Linked DNA regions of Homo sapiens: region 2 is linked to region 1. The links are chromatin loops, found by intact Hi-C in ENCODE. Cell type or tissue: PC-3. All regions are shown on one strand. Each heading gives the region's core, and the rest is flanking DNA. Links, peaks and the distances in the headings are about the cores only.

The links. A loop is a pair of places that touch in the nucleus more often than their neighbours do. Peaks named below come from ENCODE experiments on the same cell type or tissue, not always from the same donor. Only the 100,000 strongest peaks of a DNase experiment are listed, where the experiment ranks them.
Region 2: a loop joins it to region 1, with 2.8 times the contacts of the local background. A loop is called at or near these places in 8 of 110 quality-filtered maps.

The regions. Positions count from the first base shown.
Region 1 is chr1:204,569,308-204,577,639 of GRCh38, reverse strand. It overlaps LRRN2-AS1 (LRRN2 antisense RNA 1), which reads right to left. Exons shown (of 13, transcript XR_007066814.1): 2 at 6,894-6,980; 3 at 1-3,953. Among named protein-coding and RNA genes, the nearest start is that of LRRN2-AS1, 9.3 kb to the right of the region's middle. RefSeq lists an enhancer at 4,172-4,872. In PC-3, for the core only: no CTCF peak of the experiment used is centred there; DNase peaks (open chromatin) are centred at 4,019, 5,299, 5,809, 7,409 and 1 weaker place; H3K4me3 peaks cover 1,515 bases; H3K27ac peaks cover 4,922 bases.
Region 2 is chr1:204,743,020-204,751,351 of GRCh38, reverse strand. No RefSeq gene overlaps it. Among named protein-coding and RNA genes, the nearest start is that of LRRN2, 61 kb to the right of the region's middle. RefSeq lists a silencer at 4,251-4,340. In PC-3, for the core only: a CTCF peak has its summit at 4,305; a DNase peak (open chromatin) is centred at 4,331; H3K27me3 peaks cover 673 bases.

The sequences.
Region 1 (8,332 bases), core at 55-8,054:
TTCGCTCTAGGACCTATAAAGCTGCAGTGCTTTGCAGCCAGTGGTGGGTGCACTCTAGGCCTCATGGGTGTGTTAGACATATCACAGGGCCCTGCCCCACCCTCTGGTCTGGGAATCCTGGGATCCCAGAAAAATGATGCAGGTTAGTAAAACTCAGACCTTCTAAATTTTATAGACACATTTAAGAATCTCTCAGGGTCAAGAACTAGTTGTAATTAAATTATAAATGTCCAGAAAAGAGAGAATGACCTCATTTTAGCCTCTGACCCCATGAGGCACAAGAAGGCAGGTATAGTTACCCCAGATGAGGAAACCAGGCCCAGAGAAGGGAAGTGTTTTGGCCAAGGGCACATAGTGCACGAGGGGCAGAACCCGGACTAAGTCTGCCCTTTCCTCTCTGCATAGTTACCATCTAATAGGCTGGGTGCCCAGAGGGGCCCCTTCTTGCCTAGGGACCAGTCTGCCTTTGTAGGACTAACAAATTAGCTACAAGATTAGAAATTACAGTTTAGGGGTCATGTCGCCTATGGCTCCAAGAGTCTGAACCTCCCCAAATTGTTCCTGGGAATAACATCACTATTGTAAAACCTAAGATCAGTGCTTGAGATATTTTGCAGACCCTGCACTCGATGGATCAGCTGACACCACCAAGACCAGTAATCTGGCTTCACCAGTTCTGCCATCCCACCCAGGAACAGAAAACAGCAAGAAAACCTCACTCCGACCCCCTATGATTCCATCTCTAACCTGACCAGTCAGCACTGACCACTTCCCAAGCCCCTACCCACTGAATTATCTTTAAAAACTCTGATCCCTGAATGCTCAAATGCTTGGGGAGACTAATTTGAGTAATAATAAAACTCCGGTCTCCCGCACAGCTGGCTCTGCATGAATTACTGTTTCTTCACTGTAATTCCCCTGTCTAGGCAGCAGGGAAGGTGAACCCACTAGGCGGTTACACTGTCCTTACAGTCTCTAAGGCTCCTCCTGCCCCAACGCTCAGGGACTCCCGGGCATTCAGTCGAGGGGTGTAAGATCAAGCCAGGCCTGACATCCTGCTGACTTGCCTGTCATAGAACAAAGGTCCCAGGGTTATCTGGCCCATCCTCCTGCTCCCGGCTCTGCCCATCTCCTCTCTGCCGCCTGCTCCCAAACCAACCTGTCTGTCCACCCCAGTTAGCACTCCAGCTAGCTGGAGGGGAGGGAAGGAGAGGCTGCATTCATTGCAGCCTTGTACATATAAGCAAGTTTGTGGGCCCACAGCCTTCACCCCACCACCCCCTGCTCTGCCACTGCATCATCTCCAGTCTCTTCTCTCCTCCCTGCACCCATCCCCCAACCACAGAAGCCTAACAGATTCCAAGGGAACAGCTGGAACCTCCTTGCTGCTGGAACTTTTGCTGGTGGGAAGGGGTAGGGCATGCCCTGACCTGGGCATCTCAGGGACACACTGCTCGGGCCTCTGCCTTCTGGGTCTCCTCTTGGTTCCATTTGTCCTGTAGCCTCTCCCTGTACAGGAGGTCAGGAGGAGCAGTCACAAGTCGCCCTGTCTGATGCATTAGGACACAGAAACCCAGGAAGGTTGAATGGCTCACTCAAGTTCACACACAACAGCCCGAGGAGGAAACCACTCAGTCCAACAGGAGCTCGGCCAAGTTGCCAGCTTGCCTTGCCCTCCTCCCTGAGATGGCCAGCATCCTGTATGGATTCAGGGAGAACTCAAACATCAAAACTGGCAGAGGTGGAAGTGGAGAGTGGCAAAGGGGGAAAAAGATGAATCAAGGCACGCAATCCCACTAAAGAAAGAAGGCTTCAATGTACCCGGTGGCCCCCTGCCGGCTCCCAATGCCAGCCACAGCGCCATCCTCCTACTGAATGTTTAATTAAAAGAACAGGACTAATGGGATGGGTGTCAAACTACACACTTAATCTGCACCAGAGACAGCCCCTCTGGGAGCCACTGAAAGAGATCAAAGCTGCTTCTGTGAAGCCCTCATTCTTCAGGGACTTCAGGGGAGTCGGCAGCAGGAAAAAGATTTGGAAAAACCACCAAAAAAATAAAAATAATAATAATAAATGAGGAAAGAGAGGAGAGTTGGGAGTAGGAGGGTGTGAGGAGCGCGGGCCAAGGAAGGCAGCAGGTTCCAGGCCATGCTTAGTCCCCTAGTGTCTCTCCTCACATCCAGCCCCAGTGACAACTGGTGTCCTCAGCTCAGGCCATGGCGGTGAGCCCCTGCCTCCCTGTGCCTGACCCAATTGAAGGTCCTCCTGTGACTTCCCTCTGTCTCTCTTTCCAGTAACTTAGAACCCTCCCTGACCGCTTTCCTTCTTTTGGGTCTCCAAGCCTTGCAAATGCTGCTTCCTTGCCTGGAGCATCCTTAGCTTGGGTTTCTGTCACTTGCATTCAAAAGAGTCTAACATAAGAGAAATGGTCAGATAGGAGGGCAGAATGGATCACTGTTAATTATGAGGACTTTGGAGGCAAACTGCCCAGATTCAAATCCCTGTTCCACCCCTTGCTAGCAGTGTGACCCCAAGCAAGTCATTTAACTTCTCTGTACTTCATCTGTCAAATTCACTCATCACAATACTTAACTCACAGGGCTGCCGTTAATTAGTTAATGTCCACATGTATCTGATTAGAAGAGCACACTGTGTAACACAGCCCATTACGACTGCTCTAATTCCAGCCCACAGGGCCAGCTGGCCGGGGCCCCTTTCCACAGCAGTGGTGAGTCCAGATGGGCCACACCTGCTGCTGCTCCAGGGCTGCATCCCCTTGTGCTGTCCTCCCAAGGCTACATCTGCAAGTGGAGAGGATTTGGCTATCACTCACTGGGGGAGAGATAAGTGTGGAAGCAGGAGGGGGAATTGGGGAAGGAGGGAGGCTGCGTGTGGGACACCTTCGGAAGCCCTTGTCTTCTTCGTAGTCCCCAGGGAAAGGAACGCCTGCCTGCTCTGTAGAGGGCAGGCTGAGCTCTGAGTGTGGGCTTCCTATTCTCACAGCAGCTAGTTTCATACTTAAAAGTCTGAAGCCAGATATATTCTGCCACCAGATTAATTTTTTTCTGAAGCTCCCATTTGGTCTGTTGGAGGAATTCACATTCCTCCGGCTGTCATAACTTTGCTCTGTCTTTCAAGAGCTCACACCCCTGGCCTTGTTTTGCAAATAGAGCATTCTTTCTCTCCTGCCTGTCCTTTACCTTACAAAGCTTCCCCATACTGAACAAAAACATTTTCAACTGCTCTGTAGTGGAAGGTAGGGAGGCCGGGGTGGAAGTAAAGGGTAATTAAATAATTTCTGCTGCAGCACGAAAAGCTGAACAGCATGAAGTATTATTAATACGATGTGCTCTTCCTAATGAATTAACACAGGCAATCCCTCTCTCCTGTCTGGTGTTCAGTAAATATTTGTTGAATGAATGAATAACAGCTTATGATTCTGTCTTTCCTGCTCTGATGAATTATGAAGTCCATGTAGCCAAATCAGCATCAAACCCATTTTATATGCAGTCTGTGTTTTGAGCCCCAGGTCAAAGTGAATAAAATATGTGTGAAAATGAAGTAATAATGTCCATTGGAGACCACTGGCTTCCTGTATTTGTAGGGGATAGGGTCTACCTGGCTTGGTATTGGTGACTTGAGAGTAGCCTTCCAGCTGCTTTTCTCTGGTTCCCAGGTAAACCAGGGTCAGGCTGTCCCTTCTAGGTGGAACTCTGTTGAGACCCCACAGGCAGCTCTGGTGAATGACCAGCATGTGCAAACTCATTGCTCTCCAGCTGACCCCAAAACCATGCAGGAAGAAGGGCAATTCCTGCAGGACTGAGTCTGCCCCCGGCTGAGCCTTGCTTTGCTCATTGCAGATATTTAAGTCTCTCCATAGTGCTGTGACTCACCTGTCTGTCCTTGGTTGGAATTCCACAGGGAAATCACATGCAGAACCTGGTCACTATCTGTACACAAAGCACATGGAGAGATTCTAGGGACAATCATTTCTAAGTAAATTACCTAAGGGCAGAAGAGTCTGCCCGGGAGCTGGGGGAGAATGGAGCAGGGACAGGAGATGGGAATAAGTGACTTGTACATTAATCACAAAGCAATCAGCAGATGACAAGGGGCCTTGGAACCACCACGTCTGTCTAGCTGGACGAGGTGAAAGAAAAGGTCACCCTTGTCTGGGAACTCTCATCCATCTTCAAGACACACACTTACCTGGCTTGCATGTGCCTGAGCTTCCTGTTTTTCCCGCCCAGCAGAGATGCTGCCCTGGCCTGGTTCATTGTCCATTATTTGCCCTCTGGGCCATCCCAGCATCCACCTGGCCTGCCCCACCTGGCCCAGGCCACAGAGGAGGGCATGGCTTTGGCTAGTTGACCTTTAGGAAGTCATTTACTGGGTGTAACCCACCTCAGTTCCTGAGACCTGTAAACTCCTCTTTCTCTGCCCTGAATCTTCCCCAGTTATCAGGGCCCAAGCAGGAGAGTGGGCGTGAACTCTCAGCGCTCTTCCCCTAACTTTTTCCCTTGATCCTCCCCAGCTTCTTCCCTCTCCTGGCAACCCACCCCCTGCCCACTGTCCCCTGAACACAGAGGCTCCTGATGGATGGAGCTGTCTTCTTACTTCCGCTGGCCCTCCCTGGGCTGTACACTAGCCCTTGGATCAAAACCTGTTCCCAAGTTCAGATCAATTTCTTTCTGACATATTTTCACAAAAGTGGGTTTTGTCTCCCAGGTCATTTGAATTTGAACTGGAGCAATGTCCTTGCCCAGGTGTAACCCTTGGCAGTGGATTTTGGCAGTGGTGATGAGTTTGGAGTAGAAAAAAAGAGTCCTGATTAGAATGGCTACTCCATGGCTCAGATCACAGATAGAGCATGAGATTTGGATTTAGGCCTTGGATTTATTTTATTGATTGATTGATTGATTGATTGATTGAGACGGAGTTTCATGCTTTCGCCCAGGCTGGAGTGAAGTGGTGCAATCTTGGCTTACTGCAACCTCCACCACCCCTCCCCCGGCCCTCACCAGGTTCAAGTGATTCTCCTGCCTCAGCCTCCCGAGTAGCTGGGATTATTGGCACCTCCCACCACGCCTGGCTAATTTTTGTATTTTTTTCGTAGAGACGGGGGTTTGGCCATGTTGGCCAGGCTGGTCTCGAACTCCTGACCTCAGGTGATCCACCCACCTCAGCCTCCCAAAGTGCTAGGATTACAGGCGTGAGCTACTGGGCCCGGCCCCTGGCATTAGATTTAAATCCTGGCACAACAACTTCCTAGCTGTATAACCTTGGGTGAGTCATTTAACCTGTCCTAGTTTCTCATCAACAACAAGGATAAACATGTTCACCTCACAGATTTAGCTGAGGAGCGGATTTAATAAAGTATATATTTTTAAATCCTGGTACAAAGTTGTAACCATTCTCCTTACCATGGTAAGGCCAGCACTCCCAACATGGGGGAAGGGGTGAAGGTCAGGGAACTGAACTGCCCTCTGCAGCTGAATAGCACCTAGGCAGGTTATTTTAAAGGCCCTTGGCCCCCAATATCTGTGGCACCTGTGTACTCCACCCTCCGGATTTCCACCATTGCAGGAATTCCTCTGGGTAAGCATTATAGTCTCCCTAGGGTCTCCTTTTGAAAGGTGAAAATTCTCATGAAAGTTACTAATGCTGTAATGTGAAAAGTGTAATTAAAAGATTTTATTTATTTTTGTGAGAATACAAGGTGCCCTAGAGCCCAGAAACCAGGAGGAAGCAAGGATTGTCCCAACTATGAGAGGTGAATTCAGGCCCTGAGCCAGGCACTCTCTTATCCATGATCTCATTCTGCCTCATAACAACCTTCAGGGGAGTTATTGTTAAAGAAATGTTTAAAGGTAAAAATCAAGGCCCTTGTATAAATACAACCTCTTACAAACATGAAATTCAGACATGCCAATGATTTAACTCGTCGATTAATAAGGGAACTAGTAAGATGTTACGACCGCTCAAAAAAGAATCCAAAGAGCAGATGCATACAGAAGCCATCGGGAATGCTGACATTAATTTGCTTAACAAATATAAAACTGGTCAATATCCATAGGGCAATAATCAGTTGCATTTCCAATGGATATAATTTGCATTTCTATGGACAAAATCATTTGCATTGTTATCAGTTTTCTACAATTTTCAGAGTCATAAAATAGCTCAAAGACAATGAAAGAAAGGCAGGGGTAACCCATAGGCAAACAGACAGAATGCCCAATAACAACCTTCTTTTGCCATTTCAAAGTCTTGCACAACTTTTTCTAACATTATGACTATCCTCATTTCATCACAAAGCAGAAAGCATGGAGACAGGCACAGAAAGTAGAAATGAAAAGTGGAAATCTAGTCCAGAGGCACCCAAGTGCCAGTCCCATCTGAGGGCCGGGGAGTGTGTAACAAGGATGTCACATGGGGGATGAAATTAGAAAAATAAGAATGAGGTCAGTTTTTTGACGAAGCTAAATGATTTCCTTCAAAAGACTGTCCATTATTGGAGATTATATTCTTCCTACATTTGTGGCATTAAAATGTCTTTTCCATCTGGGCATGGTGGCTCACGCCTGTAATCCCAGCACTTTGGGAGGCCGAGGTGGGCAGATCACCTGAGGTCAGGAATTTGAGACCGGCCTGGCTAACATGGCAAAACCCTGTCTCTACTAAAAATACAAAAATTAGTGAGGTGTGGTGGCACATGCCTGTAATCCCAGCTACTCGGGAGGTTGAGGCACAAGAATCACTTGAACCCTAGAGGCAGAGGTTGCAGTGAGCCGAGATCGCACCACTGCATTCCAGTCTGGACGACAAAGTGAGACTCCATCTCAAAAAAAAAAAAAAAAAAAAAAAAAAGGACAATGCCTGAGCAACATTACCTGGGTCCCCTAGCCCAGCAGGGTTCTCCTTGTCTCAGCCAAAGATGGGAAGCTGACTTGGTTAGGCTGGGCATCCAGACACCGAGGCTGAATAGAAAAGAGATAAGAAAATTACAACTTACAGACTGACCCTGGGGATGCCAGAGGGTGGTCCAGATGGAGTAAACCCCAAAAATGACCTTCTCTGGTGTTAGCCTCCACATGCATTCTGTCTATTGTGCTGCATGGCTTGTGCTATGGTCTGAACACTGGTGTCTCCCCAAAATTCATATGTTGAAACTTAATTCCCGAGGTGATAGTATTAAGAGGTGGGGACTCTGGGAGATGATGAGATCATGAAAGCAGAGCCCTCATGAATGGGACAAGTGCCTTTATAAAAGAGGCTAGAGGAAAGCTGTTTGCCCTTCTGCCACGTGAGGACACATAGAGAGCACCACCCATAAAGAATGGGCTCTCACCAGACACCGAATCTGCCAGCACCTTGATCTTGGACTTCCCAGCCTCTAGAATTGTGAGCAATAAACAACTCATAAAGATATTTATGAGGCCAGGCACGGTGACTCATGCCTGTAATCCCAGCACTTTGGGAGGCCAAGGCAGGTGGATCACTTGAGGTCAGGAGTTTGAGAACAGACTGGCCAACATGGTGAAGCCCCATCTCTACTAAAAATACAAAAATTAGCTGAGTGTGGTGGTGCACACCTGTAATCCCAGTTACTAGGGAGGCTGAAGCACGAGAATTGCTTGAGCCCGGGAAGTGGATGTTGCAATGAGTGGAGATTGTGCTACTGTACTCCAGCATGGGCAACAGAGTGAGACCCTGTCTCAAAAAAAGAAAAGAAAAAAAGATGTTTATGAGTTACCCAGGCTAAGATATTTTTTATGGCAGTGCAAGGGGTCTAAGGCACTTGTCAGTAGGCTTTACCTACACTGTCCTCCCCGCCTATAACGAAGATCCGATCCTGAAGCTCAATAAAAACCTGGCCTAAGCTGGCATGCAGACCAAGAAAGACAGGAACAGGGCTTGGCACCATCTCCCTTCCTGAGAGTCTGCTCCAGCACCCAGGGTGCAGGGTTGTAAGCAAAGCCAGAAACGAGAGGGATTACAGACTTCACAAGCCAATGACTAACTAGTATCTGGTGAATTGAAGCAGAGATTTCCTAGCATGTGACAATATTAACATTTGCAGCCTGGGTTTTCAACTCGTCCACATCAGGGGTCTGGTTGGCAAAGCCCTGCCACCTCCCCCTCATTTGACTATCTGCTGCTAAAAGTCAGAAATGATCAAAGGCCCTGCTTTTAAAGGCATAGTGGGGCTCCACCAGACAGCGAGAAGCCCAGGCAGGCCCCACCTGGAAAGAACAGAGAACGCACACACACTGGAGTTTGGGGTTTCATTCTAAACAAGTGGGGCATCCCGTCATCACTCCACAGGGGA
Region 2 (8,332 bases), core at 61-8,060, 170 kb before region 1:
GAAAGAGAAACTGGCACACGCTTGAACAAGATCGTCACAGCTGCACTGAAATCAGGAGAGAACAAGGGGGACATGGCGCAGATACCAAGACCATCTGCTATGGGACCTCCATATCCTTGCCTGAAGTGGCTTTTTCAGTCTGGGACCACTGGGTAACTTTAGGGGCTGTTTCGTCACTTGGGCCATAGGCTGCTAGAGTTCCCTGCTGGGTTTTCACTGCATTCAGCTCCAACTAGGCAGATAGCAAGCCCTGACACAACTTACTTCTCTGAGGGTCTGTTTCCTGCCACCCCTTAAGACACCAATTTTTATATTTGTTCAGTTTCCTGATTGCAAACATCAGGACTGGCTTAGACTGATGTAATCTGAAAAGGGGGTTTATTGAAAAAGCACTGGGTAGCTCACAGAGTGGCTGAGATAACTAGAGTACCATGCTCAAATAACAGGCAGGAAAGGGGGCAGCCTGACCTCTGGCAAGGCAGCCCTCCACTCAGAACGTACTGAGGGTCTTTCAGATACTGGCCTGGAGCTGTTCTACTGAGATCTCAGTTGAACACATCCAGGAAGAGTAGATCAATCAAACAAACCATTGAGTAAGAGAACAGAGAGTGTTACTGGTCTGGAGACCCCAGGGAAGGAGGGTGCCTGCTGAACAGGTGGGGAGAGGAGGCACTGGAAACCGGAATTCCAGGCTGAGGTCAGCAGCAGGCCCTCTTCACTCACACCCAGGCACTCTTACCACTGCAGGAATTAGAGAGGGCTCCTCTTCCTTCTTGGACCTAAGGACATAGGCTTTTACTTCCCATCTTCTTATATACTTTTATTCTAAAAAAGGTTATTAGAATTAATAAGCTCAGTCATTCAGACTGTAAATCTACTTTGCTATGGGGAAAGAAAATCTTTAAAATGTGTACACATTAAATCCTGTGGAGTAATTTATAGGTACACAGCCTCATCATTGAATCCAGCTTGGCAACCACTTAAGTCTGATTTTTGCCATTAGCTTGGCAACCACTTAAGTCTGATTTTCGCCATTAGCTTGGCAACCACTTAAGTCTGATTTTCGCCATTAGCTTATAATGACTCCACTCTCCCTGAAGCCCCTCCTTCCCCACTAGAGGCACTTGAGTCTCATCTGCATGCACAGTCCTATCTCAATCTCAGATAATTCAGGCCTCAGTCATAGCGAGTTTAAGGAGCCCTACCTAGTCCAGGAGGTCAGTCACCCAGACCTGCTCTGACCACATGACCCAGTTCTAAGGCCTTGTTTGTGTCCAAGTTCTCACCAAACACCCCTACCTGGGCCTGAATATCTGCCTAGGAAACCTGGTAAGAACCTAGTTCCTCCAAGGCTGTGGCCCAGCCTTACTCTCATTCATCTTCCCAGGATTCTTAATCCCATCATTCATCCCAGAAATCTTGCCCAGGGCCCAGCCCGCTGTCAGTTCCCCTGCATGCTGACCACCTGCCTGTTTGGCTCTCCCTTGGTGCCTGCTACAGCACCTCACCATCTCACCCACACACAATGGTCAAGCACCGCTGGGACCCTCTCTTTTTCCCTTTGATAGGCCACCTATGCCCCCACACACATTCAGAGTACACGCCCTGGCTGGAATGTCTCCCACCATCCATAGCAGTGCCTGCCTACCCTCCCCCAGTAAGTGGGACTGGTTTCTCTATTCTGATCTCTCCTCCTTGGCCCCCTTTCACTGTTTACTGAGTTCTAGACTCCCATTTATTATAACAAAACTTGTTCTTTTCCTTGAGCCTGCCTGCTTATAATTCATGCCAGCCCTAGATAATGGTTCTTTTGTGCTGGTCTGCAGGAATGAACAATTCATTGATTTCAGGTAAAAAGCTGCTCTCTCTACAAGAGAATGGCTTCAATTGGGTTGTTTATTCACATGAAAAAATAGCCTTTCTCTTATCTGTATGCTATTACATTTTATTTATTCACTTAATTCATATTTATTGAGCAACTACTATATAAATCAGCTACTGTGTTAAGTGCTAAGAATATAGACGTAATTCAGGCATGGTTCTTACCATCAAAGAGCTTATAGTCTAGAAGAATGAAATGTCTTATATCAAAAGAAGTACAAAACATCATGCTAAGTGCTATTTTATTTGAAGCATAAGTAGAATAAGATTGATTTTTAAAATTATTTTTAGTACTAGGGGATATTTGACTAGACTGATGAGCCCAGGAAAGACTGGCACCCGGTGAGAGGAAGGCTTGAAAATGTTATAGGTCCCCACCTCCTAAGCAGCACCCAGAGGTGGGGGAAGGGAGCAGCTACCAGATGAGGGCAGGAAGGAGAGGAAAGAAGCTGAGGAGCCTCCAGAAGTGGATGGAAGTGAGACTATGAGCTAAATTTAAAAATAATTAAGCCCCAGGTATGTCAATCGTCATTGCTCAGCAAATGAACACTCTAACAGATAATTATTCTAGGTATCAGAAATGCATTTCATATGATCAGAAACCAAACCCAAGGAGAGAGTCCATGGAGTTAAGGAAAGATTAGTTGCTTCTCCAATGTCTTTAGAAGGCGTACAGGATGGAGTTAAGTTGCTGGAGCAGGTCAAGTGCTAAGAATCATCTTATGTGATGCAGACCAGAAAAATTAACAACAAACAATACGTAAAAACTAGGCTTCATTAAAAACAAAACCAAAGCAAAAAATCCATCCATTTGTTCTTTCTTTTAGAATCATTTAAACATTTTTTTAAATGAGGTAAAATTTATATAACATAAAATTAACCATTTTTCAGTGAACAATTGAGTGTCATTTAATACATTGACAACATTGTGCAACCACCATCTTCAGCCAGTTCCAGAACATTTTCATCATCCCCAAAGGGTCTCCATTAAGCAGTTACTCCACAGTTCTGGGCAACCACCAATCTTCTTTCCATCTGTATGGGTTTCACTATTCTGGATATTTCATACAAATGGAACCATGCAACATGTGACTTTTTGTCTGGCTTCTTTCACTTAGCATAATCATCCACATTGTAGTATGTATCAATACTTAATTCCTTTCTATGGCTGAATAATATTCCATTGTATATCTGTACCACAGTTTGTTTATCCATTCATTGCATCGATAAGGATTTGGCTAGGGTGAATAGTGCTACTATGAACATGTGTGTTCATGTATTTGTTTGAGTACTGTTTTAAATTCTTTTGTGTATAAGCTTAGAAGTAGGATTGTAGGATTATGTGATAATCCTATGTTTAACTTTTTGAGGAACCAGCCACTTATTCGTAACCAGGACATTGCTTTAGACCTGCCAAAAAATTGTAGAGAAAAAGGAAAATAGGACTTCTAGAAGCCCATTCATGGGAGGTGGAGGTATGTACTGCTGACTGGTTGTAAAACCCAATTCTTCATCTTCCTGAACACACAGCTAGGTTACATTTCCCAGCATCTCCTGCAGCTGGAGGTTGGGGGCATGTGTCTCCATTCCTGCCAGTAGAATATGAGCACAAGTCATGTGTGGTAATTTTAGGCTTGGCCCATGAAAACCACGTGCAGGCAATCCTCCATCCCCTCTCCTCTTCTGCAGGCTCCTTGTGGAGAAACCACACAATGAAGATGGAGAAGCCACCAGATGAAAAGAGCCTAGGGTTCAGAATTACCACTTGGAGGAGACCTGCCACCAGTTGGTACCATTGGTTTTAGGCTGTAAGTGAGTGAAAAAGCAACTGTTCTTGTCTGGAACCATGAGCGTTGATGAGAACTCCATCACAGCTGCTAGCATTACTTGACACTTACTCTAAAGGCAAAAGAGAAGGCCACACCTTGCTCAGAAAGACCTGATGTGTGGAGCTAGTGCAAGGGGTCAAAGACTGAGGAGAGGCCAGAAGGCCAAAGCAGCTTGAGACTGGAGTGATTTGAGCCCATGGTCTTTCTGGGTCACACCAAGAAAAAGATCCAGAGCCTGGCCTCTAGAAAGCTTAAACATTCTACCAGGCCAGTATCAGGGCCAGCCTGAGCTATGACTGGCTGTAGTGTCCTTAGCATAAGGAAAGAAATGAGGCCTCTGCACCTAGTAAATTGTTTCAATCAGGAAAATTGTGAGTTAAAAAAAAAAATGACTAGACTAAATAGACTTGAGCTTCCTTAGACTCAGAAATCTGTTGATGCTCCTCTTTTTTTATGCTTTGTTGCTTTCTTTGATAATTTCCCATCTGTCTTCTTAAGTTTCTTTAGAAATTTCCATCTGAAAACTCCAAATCAGGCTGAGTCTGATAGGGGATGGCAGAGTCAGGGCAAACTCAGGCCAGCTCTGCAGGGGGAGAAGAGCACCCCTAGAGGCTAGGTGAGGTAGTGCAGGGACTGGTGTTTCTCAATCTGTATCTTGTCTTTGGGACAGGCAATTTTTCCACCTGCAATACCAAGAGCTTCAGGCTTCTTAGCATCCCTGGCCCTGCCCCCTACATGGCAGTAGAGGCCCAGTTGTGACAGCCACAACTCTCCTAGGCATTTCCAAACACTCCTAGGCAGGGCCAGTACCTTAAACCCAGGTTGAGAACCAGTGAATGGAAGATGGGAAGACTAGATAAAAATAGAAAATTTAGAAATCTAAAGACCATAAGGGACTCCTGAAATGTGCCCTACCTTCCTCAAAGCAGGGCTGTTCTGTAGCACCCTCATAAAGACTGTCTCCTCTTTTTATTTTTGTTTTGTTTTGTTGGTTGGGTTTTGTTTTGTTTTTGTCTTTTGTTTTGAAAGAGGGTCTTGCTCTGTCACCCAGGCTGGAGTGCAGTGGCGTGATCATAGCTCACTGTAACCACAATCTCCTAGGCTCAAGCAATCCTTCTGCCTCAGCCTCCTGAGTAGCCGGGACCACAGGCGTGCCCCACCATGCCTGGCTATTTTTAATTTTTTGTTTGTTTGTTTGTTTTTGTTTTTGTAGAGACAGGGTCCCCCTATGTTGCTCAGGCTAGTCTCAAACTCCTGGGCTCAGGTGATTCGCCCACTTCAGCATCCCAAAGGGCTGGGATTACAGTCATGAGCCACTGCATATGGCCTCTCTCTCTCTTTCTCTTAAGTTTCTCTCTAGACCACTCCATCCTCCTTGTTGTTCACTCAGTTAACAACCAGTTACTCCCTGTCCCCAGTGTGGATCAAAATTTTCTGATTTTCAGCCAGGTGCAGTGGCTCACGCCTGTAATCCCAGCATTTTGGGAGGCTGAGGTGGGCAGATGGCTTGAGCTCAGGAGTTTGAGACCAACCTGGGCAACATAGTGAGACTTCATCTCTACAAAAAATACAAAAATTAGCCAGGCCTGATGGCACACGCCTGTAGTCCTTGCTACTTGGGAGGCTGAGGTGGGAGGATCACCTGAGTCCAGCGAGGTCGAGTCTGTAGTGAGCCGTGATTGTGTCACTGCACACCAGCCTGGGTGACAGAGTGAAACCCGTCTCAAAAACAAAAAATTGTGATTTTTATTTTCTCAAAAATGTGCTTTTTCCCCAGCCTTAGACTAAGCTTTTTAAACCCACGGCCGCAGGCCGCATGTGACCCCGGATGGCTTTGAATGCAGCCCAAGTCAAATTTGTAAACTTTCTTAAAACATAATGAGTTTTTTTTTTTGCAATTTTTTTTTAGCTAATCAGCTATTGTTAATGTTGGTGTATTTTATGTGTAGCCCAAGACAATTCTTCTTCTTCCAATGTGGCCCAGGGAAGTCAAAAGATTGGACACCTCTGCCTTAGACCTTCCTGGTGTCCTGCTGGCCTGTTATCAGCTGTTGGTCCATCACAGGATCCAATATGTGTCCACAGCCCACCTTATTTCATCTTCAGAGCAATAGTTGGGGTGGTGATCAAGGTCACCAAGGCCCTCAGGGTTAGGAGAACAGCACTGGAGAAGACTGGGGGCAAGAGGAATCCCAGAGCACTGGAGAGATAGGGACAGACAGGGTGGCTACAGGCTCCATACTGGGGTGCACTGGGACAGATGTAAGAGAGTCAGACTGGAGGCAAATGATAATGGTCTCGCTCCTCACCTGGACAACGGGTAGGAGGAGAATGCCCAGTGCTTTTTGGTGGAGCTTAGAGGTAGGGGCATCTCATGATGGTGATACCCCAGGAGATCTGGATCCCTGGGGAATAGAGGGGAGGAACTGAGCTCAAAAGTCAATGCCAGATGAAAGGAGAGGAGAGCATCTTCTTGCCTGTAATTCTTCTGAGAGTCACCTAGTTAGGATCAGATGCCTGACTATAACATGTCACTATCAGACGTGACAATGAATATGAGGAGTTACTCTGGGAAGAGACCCTTGAGAGCTGGCTAAGAGGGGAGCACAATAATTTATCTCAGGGTGGCTGAGTCAGGGTGCCCACCAACACACTGAAAACCCTCCAATGAATCACACTCACTGCATTTACTGATTAATTCAATCAGTCAATTGGTTTGACTATCTCCCCATTACCATTTTCTCTTAATTATAATATGCATCTCCCCTCTTCCTCGCACACATTTTAACATTTCTGAAATGGGGATATGTCTTAAAATAGACCTGCATGTTTATTGTAAAGTTTCTTTTTGAGGCAGCTGTTAAATCAGTGATGCATCTTATAATCAATGGTATATTAGAATGAAGAAAATAGGGTAATTACCAGAATTGATTTCCCGTTTTGATGTATTATAGATAAGATTATTTATTGGGTACCCAGAAACACCCGAGCTTCCTCACACATGCACATCTGTTTGTAGGCAGCTTCAGCAGGCCCTGCATATGCTCACATGTGTGGTCACCACCTTTGGGATTTGGATGCCATCAGACCGTCAGGGAGCCCAGAGAAATGCACAATGTGCTAAATCCCACCCTCTCTTTGTAAATGTCATGAAGAAATTGCTCTTGGCCCACTCTACTGCTGACTGTGCTGCTGATTGGTCTCAGTGAGGGGCAATGACGCTGTACCTGGCAGGAGACGAGGCCTGGCCAATGAGATTCAGGCAGGCAGATTTAATGATTGCTGCCAACATAGAAGCATCCCTGGAGCTGGGCACTCCCCATCTGGCACAGCAGCCCTGGTCCCCTCAGGGGCTCAGCCACTGCAGAACAACACAAACTGCTTACCCGTCTGCTCTCACTTCAGGACCTGGCTTGGTTATCTTCCTGTGATGGCTAATTTTACGTGTCAGCTAGACTTAGGGATACCCAGATAGCTGGCAAAACATTATTTCTGAGTGTGTCTCTGAGGGCATTTCCAGAAGAGATTAGCATTTGAATCAGTGGACTGAGTAAAAACCATTGTCCTCACCAATGTAGGCAGGCACCGTCCAATCCACTGAAGGCCCAGATGGAACAAAAAGGTAGAGAAAGAGCAAGTTTACACTTTCTTCTTGAGCTGGAACATCCATCCTCTTTTTCCCTCAGACACTGGAGCTCCAGTTCTCAGGCTTTCATACTCAGACTGAATTATATCACTGCTTTCCTGGTTCTCCAAGCTTACAGATAGCATATCTCGAGACTTCTCGAGTGAGCCAATTCCCTGAATAAATTTCCTGTGATATATCTACATATCCTACTGGTTCTACTTCTCTGGAGAACTTTGACTGATTTATTTCCCATCCTTCTTCCTAGAAGAAAGGATGGATGTGGGTGACGAAGTGATCTAGGCTTGTCTTGGGAAGGAGAGAGAGAATGATGGATGATCATGAAACCCCATCCGTTAGGCTAAAGAGGTGGAGAACGTGAGCAGGTGATCAGATGAGGCAGCAAGACCTCTGTGGGGAGATTCCATCAGAACCTTTCCATCCGAGGGGGTTCCCTGCCCCAGAGCCTGGACTTGGAAGGAGAAGTGGTACCCAGGGGATGAAGGCTCCTCTTCTCTCTTTGAGCCTCTAAGATTCGCAAGGCATGTAGGCTCGGCTATGTTTGAAAAAGAAAGTCTTTCCTGCCACCATTCTACTGTGGTTCCTCTGCCCAGGACACCACCCCAATCCAAATTTTATGACCGTGGAAATTTCTGGGACAGAGCGTTTTGCTTCTGACTGGCTCCCCTTTGACTGGTGGCTTTTGTGCTATGGAACGGGAGGGAGTGAGATGGGTGAGGAAGAAGCCTTGATGGTGATCCAGACCTGTGTGTTCTGGCTCCTTTCTTCCAGGCCAGGGAAGAGGGAAACGGACCAAGTGGAGCAAGTGCTGCAGCTGCTGGCAGAGGACCAGTCGCCCCACTGAAGGACTGTCACCACCCCTACTGCACAAAAGCTGTAGAGAAGCCCCAAGGAGATTGATCAGCCACCGTCTCTGATTTGTAATTTCACTTAATGCTATTAAGGGGGCAGTTTGGGCCATTTGCTGGAGAGGACT